2 separate regions of the Homo sapiens genome follow, and region 2 is linked to region 1. Evidence: chromatin loops called from intact Hi-C (ENCODE). Cell type or tissue: endothelial cell of umbilical vein. All regions are shown on one strand. Links, peaks and the distances in the headings refer to the core of each region. The heading gives the core; the rest is flanking DNA.

Region 1 (2,908 bases), core at 146-2,645:
TCCTGACCTCAAGTGATCTGCCCCCATCGGCCTCCCAAAGTGCTGGGATTACAGCCGTGAGCCACCCCAGCCGGCCGTGAACCATATGATCTCTAGAATTAATCCAGTTATATATATAAACTCACATTAGCACAGACATACCTATTGAGTTTTGCACATCTTCACACTCCTGAATAGTGAAGTGAGTATTGGTGGACAACATTCTGATGACCATTGGGCTGAGAGGTTGTGAGGAAGAGCTAAATACGGCAGGTGAGTGGTACTGTCTGTGGCTTGGGAAGGTTTTCCTAGACAGATAACTGTTGTTGAAGATTTTTCCAAATTTGTATTTTTTTAGTGTCTAGTGTAATAATCTGTAGACTTTGTCATGGCATAGATAGATGGAGCATAAAAGAGAATGAAGGGCCGGGCGCGGTGGCTCACGCCTGTAATCCCAGCACTTTGGGTGGCTGAGGCGGGTGGATGACCTGAGGTCGGGAGTTCGAGACCAGCCTGACCAACATGGAGAAACTCCATCTCTACTGAAAGTACAAAAATTAGCTGGGCATGGTGGCGCATGTTTGTAATCCCAGCTACTTGGGAGGCTGAGGTAGGAGAATCGCTTGAACCTGGGAGGTGGAGGTTGCAGTGAGCCGAGATTGCACCATTGCACTCCAGCCTGGGCAACAAGAGCGAAACTCCGTCTCAAAAAAAAAAAAAAGAAAAGAAAAAAAAGAGAATAAAGATCTACCCCATCTTTATCAAACTCTACAGCTTCTTTGGTCTTGTTTTATTTTGGAGATGGGCTATGTTTTGTAGAGACACAGTCTCACTGTGTTGCCCAGGTTGGTCTCAAACTCCTGAGCTCCAGTAATCTGCCCACCTTGGCCTCCCAAATTGCTGGGGTTACAGGTGTGAGCCACTGCACCCAGACTAGAAAACTTTTTAAAAAAGTTTTGCTATGAGAAAGAAAGCAGAGAAATGAGGCCACTGACTAGAGGGAACATAAATGCCTCACATCTTTATTGGTCCAAGGAAATCTTTATTCATCCTCCCCACCCTCTTGCCTCTGGCTGCCTGCTTCTCTTAGCAGAGGAGGTGGTTAGGGCAGAGGGGCTCCATTGCCTTCCTTGGGTTTTGTGATTTTTGCTTACTATTTCCTTAACATGATGACATGATTCTCTGCTCCCCTGAGGTATTATCACCTTCCCTCCTGTTGCTCTATTTGAAACTCTCTGTACATTAGTTCCTAGATGCCACGGTACAATGCTGCCACCTTGGAGCAGGAGTAGGAATTGATCTGAGGGCTTGCTGTTCTCATCCAGTGTCACAAGGTGGCAAAAGAGCTCACTTTTCCCAAAAGAGACCTTGTGCTTGGCGAAAGATGAAGTCTAAGAGTTTTCTTTGATCACCTCGCAGACCCTACCCTTTTCTTTTGTAACTTAAAGACTCTAAAGTCAGCCTGGGCCAGGCACGGTAGTTCACACCTGTAATCCCAGCACGTTGGGAGGCCAAGGCGGGTGGACACTTGAGGTCAGGAGTTCAAGACCAGCTTGACTAACAAGGTTAAACCCTGTCTCTACTAAAAATACAAAATTAGCCAGGAGTGGTAGCGCATGTCTCTAATCCCAGCTACTTGGGAGGCTGAGACAGGAGAATCATTTGAACTCAGGAAGCAGAGGTTGTGGTGAGCCAACAGCACACCACTGCTCTCCATCCTAAGCGACAGAGCAAGACTCCATTTAAAAAAAAAAGTCAGCCTGCATATTGGAGTAGGCCATACTGTCGGGGGCAGAGCGGTGGAAGAGCTGCAGTCAAAATATCCAGGAGTAGGCCGGGCACCGTGGCTCACGCCCATAATCCCAGCACTTTGGGAGGCTGAGTCAGGTGGATCACGAGGTCAGGAGTTCAAGACCAGCCTGGCCAACATGGTGAAACCCCATCTCCACCAAAAATACAAAAATTATCTGGGCGTCGTGGCACATGCCTATAGTCCCAGCTACTTGGGAGGCTGAGGCAAGAGAATCACTTGAACCCGGGAGGCGGAGGTTGCAGTGAGCCGAGATTGCACCACTGCACTCCAGCCTGGGTGACAGTGCGAGACTCCATCCTCCCCCACCAAAAAAAAAAAAAATCCAAGTGTAGACAAATAGATCCATGTTTCTATTATTTCTAATAGACTATTTCTCTACTCCTAGATATTTTGACTGACTTTCTAAGCATTTGGAATATCAGTGGAGCAGAGTATATCTCTTCTGATCTCCTTTTCCCACAACAAAAACATCAAATTTAGCAGGAAAAAAGTTATGAGTTTTATGACATATGCAGTTCAGAGATATGGCGTTGGAAGAGAGTAGGAACTAGGACCAAATGGATGAATCAGGATGGGTCTGCAGAAGGAGCACTTGACAGGAAGCCAGGAGGCCTACCCTAGGCTCTTTAATTGACTAAATCAATTTGAACAGGTCACTTGTCTTCTCTTGGCCTCTATTTCGGTTTCTGTAATGAGGTGGTTAGACAAAATGGCTTACAAGGCCTCTTCTAGCTTTAAAATTATTGTACCTGCACACTATGCTACTCTTTTTTTTTTTTTTTTTCGAGACAGAGTCTCGCTCTGTCGCCCAGGCTGGAGTGCAGTGGCGCGATCTCGGCTCACTGCAAGCTCCGCCTCCTGGGTTCACACCATTCTCCTGCCTCAGCCTCCCAAGTAGCTGGGACTACAGGTGCCCGCCACCACGCTTGGCTAATTTTTTGTATTTTTAGTAGAGATGGGGTTTCACCGTGTTAGCCAGGATGGTCTTGATCTCCTGACCTCGTGATCCACCTGCCTTGGCCTCCCAAAGTGCTGGGATTACAGGCGTGAACTACTGCGTCTGGCTTATGCTACTGCTTTTTAAAGGCTGCATGCCATTTTGTTCATTTGTTTTGG
Region 2 (2,908 bases), core at 123-2,622, 740 kb after region 1:
CTCCCTTGCCTCAGTTTCCGCCCCTGGCACCAGATGTGAGGGAAGTAGGCAAGCAGACTGCTGGAGAAGAGGTCCCCTGAAAAGCCCACCCCTCTGCTTTCTTGTCCCACAAGCAAGTGCTGGGGATTTCCTTTCTTTCTCTCTAGATCCCGCAGAGCCCCAGACAACGGACGAGACAAAGAGCGGGCAAGCGGAGCAGTCAGGCCCAGCTCCAAGGCATGCATTTCCAAACAGGGAAAATGTGGACATCTGAGGACGGGGTCTCTCAAGGATACTCCCCCAAGTACAAGGTTTGGAGGCCCCTTTTGGAACACTGCCAATTCCAGCTGCCTCCACCCCCAGGCACCAATCACTCAACAGCACTGAGTGTTTACTGGGCCTGCAGGCAGGGAAATAATGCAAGATGCCACTTCCGCAAACTGGCAGGACAGGAGGGATGCCCTGCATTTGGTGTGCTGAGTGCCTTTGTGTGCATGATCTCATTCAAGGTTCCCAACTCTGAAAGCAGAAACGATTAGGAAGCAGAGGTCTTAGTGGCTTGCCCAAGGTCACATGCCTAAACAGGGACACAAACCTGAGGCCTTTAGGTCCTGTGCCTGGGTCTTGCTCTCCAAGCAAAGCTGATCCTTCAGTCACATCTGCCAAGGCTTCCTTTCCTACCAGCTGCAGGCATTGTAAACAAGCCCCCATGCCTCTTACCCAGCCCCCTTGTCCAAGGGCAAGGCAGATGGCCAAACCACTCCTGGGAGACCCCAGGTCTACAGCCCTAGGCTTTAGTGGTCAATGAGAGGACAACCTTCCCCAGGCCCTTAACTGGCTGAGGGGTGCCGGGCTGCCCCACCAGGGCCTGCTGATGTGCCCCCCCCCACCCCATCCCTCCCCTCCAGCTGCCCTCTGGTCCCTCTGCTCCTCCCACTGCCCCGCTTTCAGCCCCGACCCAAGAATGACCAGGAGTCACGGGTGGAGGAGCAGAGTTCCTGGTCCCCAGCCTGGCTTCTGACATCTCCGGCGCCCCTTGGCCTACCCTAGGTCGGGGTGTCAGGTCCAGTGAGACCAGCCTCCCCTCAAAGCCATCCAGCCCTGCCCTCTGGCCACTAGGCAGCCACATGCTCAGAGGATTGTCCAATGTCAGAGCGCCATCTAGTGTGAATGATGGGCACTGCACCCCTGCCTGCCGCCGCAGCTCACCCACTTGGCAGGACCTCTCATGGGGGTGGCCGGGTGCAGAAGGGGAGACGCCCTCAGACTCACAGAGGGCGCCAAATCTAGACTTCTGACATAGTGTCCAGATGACACTTTTCCTCCAGTCATGGGAGAGACCCTAGAATCCAGCGAGGGCAGTCCCCTTGCAGTGTGAGAATGTAGGATGACACTGCCTGCAGGGCCCTGTCACTATTTGAAAGGCTTAAAATGACCTTTCGAAGAGCCTAATCTCTTTGCACTATTTTGTGTGCACTGGTGAAAAGTAAACTTTCTAAATCGGCCATAATTTGGGTGACCTCTTTTTGGCAAATCTTAAACAAGAGCCTCAAAGAACAGGGGCTAAGGCATTGTCAGACCCAGAAGAGGCCCCACCGTGTGCATGAAGCCTGCACTCCATGCCTTGCTCAATCTGTTTCATGGGTCTCTCTCTCTCTCTTTCTCTCTCTCACTCACTCTCCTCTCTCTCTCTCTCCATCCTTGATCAGCCTGATGGAGTCAAAAGACCACTAAGTCCAGGCAGGGAGGTCAGGCTGATCTGGGTTTGAATCCTGGCTCTACATGAGCTGTGTAACCTTGAGAAATTCACTTGAAATTTCTAAGCCTTACTTTCCCCATCTGTAAAATGGGGTTGTGATGAGCATTGTGTGAAATAACAAGTTTGAAGCACTCAGCAAAGTGTCAGCTGCTTATCAGAGGCTCAGTAACTGCCAGTCTCATCCTCCTCATCTCTCTCAGGGCCTCCATCGCTGAGTCAGTGTCTCTCTGGGGGTCCGCTTCTGCAGCACCTGGCACAGGGTCTCCATCATTCTCTTGGTCTCGGAGCACTGGCCACACTGCACCTTGCATCTCACACTGCATCCTGCATGTCCATTTTCCATGGTTATATCCATCTACTCCCACCCACCTGATCCATGACTCGGAGCTTCCTAGGGTCTCTGTTTCTCTCTTCTTCCCCTCCGGAAGCCCAGCCCAGTTTTGAGCCCATGGCAAGTGTGTATCTGCCTGCAGCTGAACTGAATGTTCCCAGGCACAGTTAGAGAAGCCTGTTCTGCAATCCAGGAGCTGAACCAACACATGTTTCTAGCCCTGCCAAAACATACATTTTGGCCAGGTGCAGTGGCTCGTGCCTATAATCCTAGCACTTTGAGAGGCCAAGGCCAGAGGATTGCTTGAGGCCAGGAGTTTGAGACCAGCCTGAGCAACATAGGGGGACCCAGACTCAAAATATATACATACACATTTTCTCTCTCAGTAAAATGGTATTGAAGCTCCTGACTTGCACAATTGTTAAAGGGATTAGAGAGAGGGCATTTGCAAAGGCATTCATAAAGAGTATAAAACACAGTAGGCCCTCAAAAAATAGAACTTATTACTATAACAGCTAGGGAGGCCCTGTTGATGTTCAAAAATATGTCCAGGCTGGGCGCAGTGGCTCACACCTGTAATCCCAACACTTTGAGAGGCTGAGGTGGGCAGATCACTTGAGGTCAGGATTTCAAGACCAGCCTGGCCAACATGGCGATACCCTATCTCTACTAAAAATACAAAAAAATCAGCTGGGCGTGGTGGCGTGTGCCTGTAATCCCAGCTACTCGGGAGGCTGAGGCAGGAGAATTGCTTGAATCCAGGAGGCGCAGGTTGTGTGAGCCAAGATTGCACCACTGCACTCCAGCTTCAGTGACCAAGCTGGTCTCAAAAAAAAAAA

What was found. A loop is a pair of places that touch in the nucleus more often than their neighbours do. Peaks named below come from ENCODE experiments on the same cell type or tissue, not always from the same donor. Only the 100,000 strongest peaks of a DNase experiment are listed, where the experiment ranks them.
Region 2: a loop joins it to region 1, with 16 times the contacts of the local background. A loop is called at or near these places in 23 of 110 quality-filtered maps.

What each region holds. Positions count from the first base shown.
Region 1 is chr17:37,372,082-37,374,989 of GRCh38, reverse strand. The region is part of intron 1 of ACACA (acetyl-CoA carboxylase alpha); the gene reads left to right. Among named protein-coding and RNA genes, the nearest start is that of C17orf78, 2.4 kb to the left of the region's middle. In endothelial cell of umbilical vein, for the core only: a CTCF peak has its summit at 1,283; a DNase peak (open chromatin) is centred at 1,269.
Region 2 is chr17:36,627,688-36,630,595 of GRCh38, reverse strand. It overlaps a transcript of MRM1 not described here. Among named protein-coding and RNA genes, the nearest start is that of MRM1, 28 kb to the right of the region's middle. In endothelial cell of umbilical vein, for the core only: a CTCF peak has its summit at 1,132 (motif pointing left); a DNase peak (open chromatin) is centred at 1,135.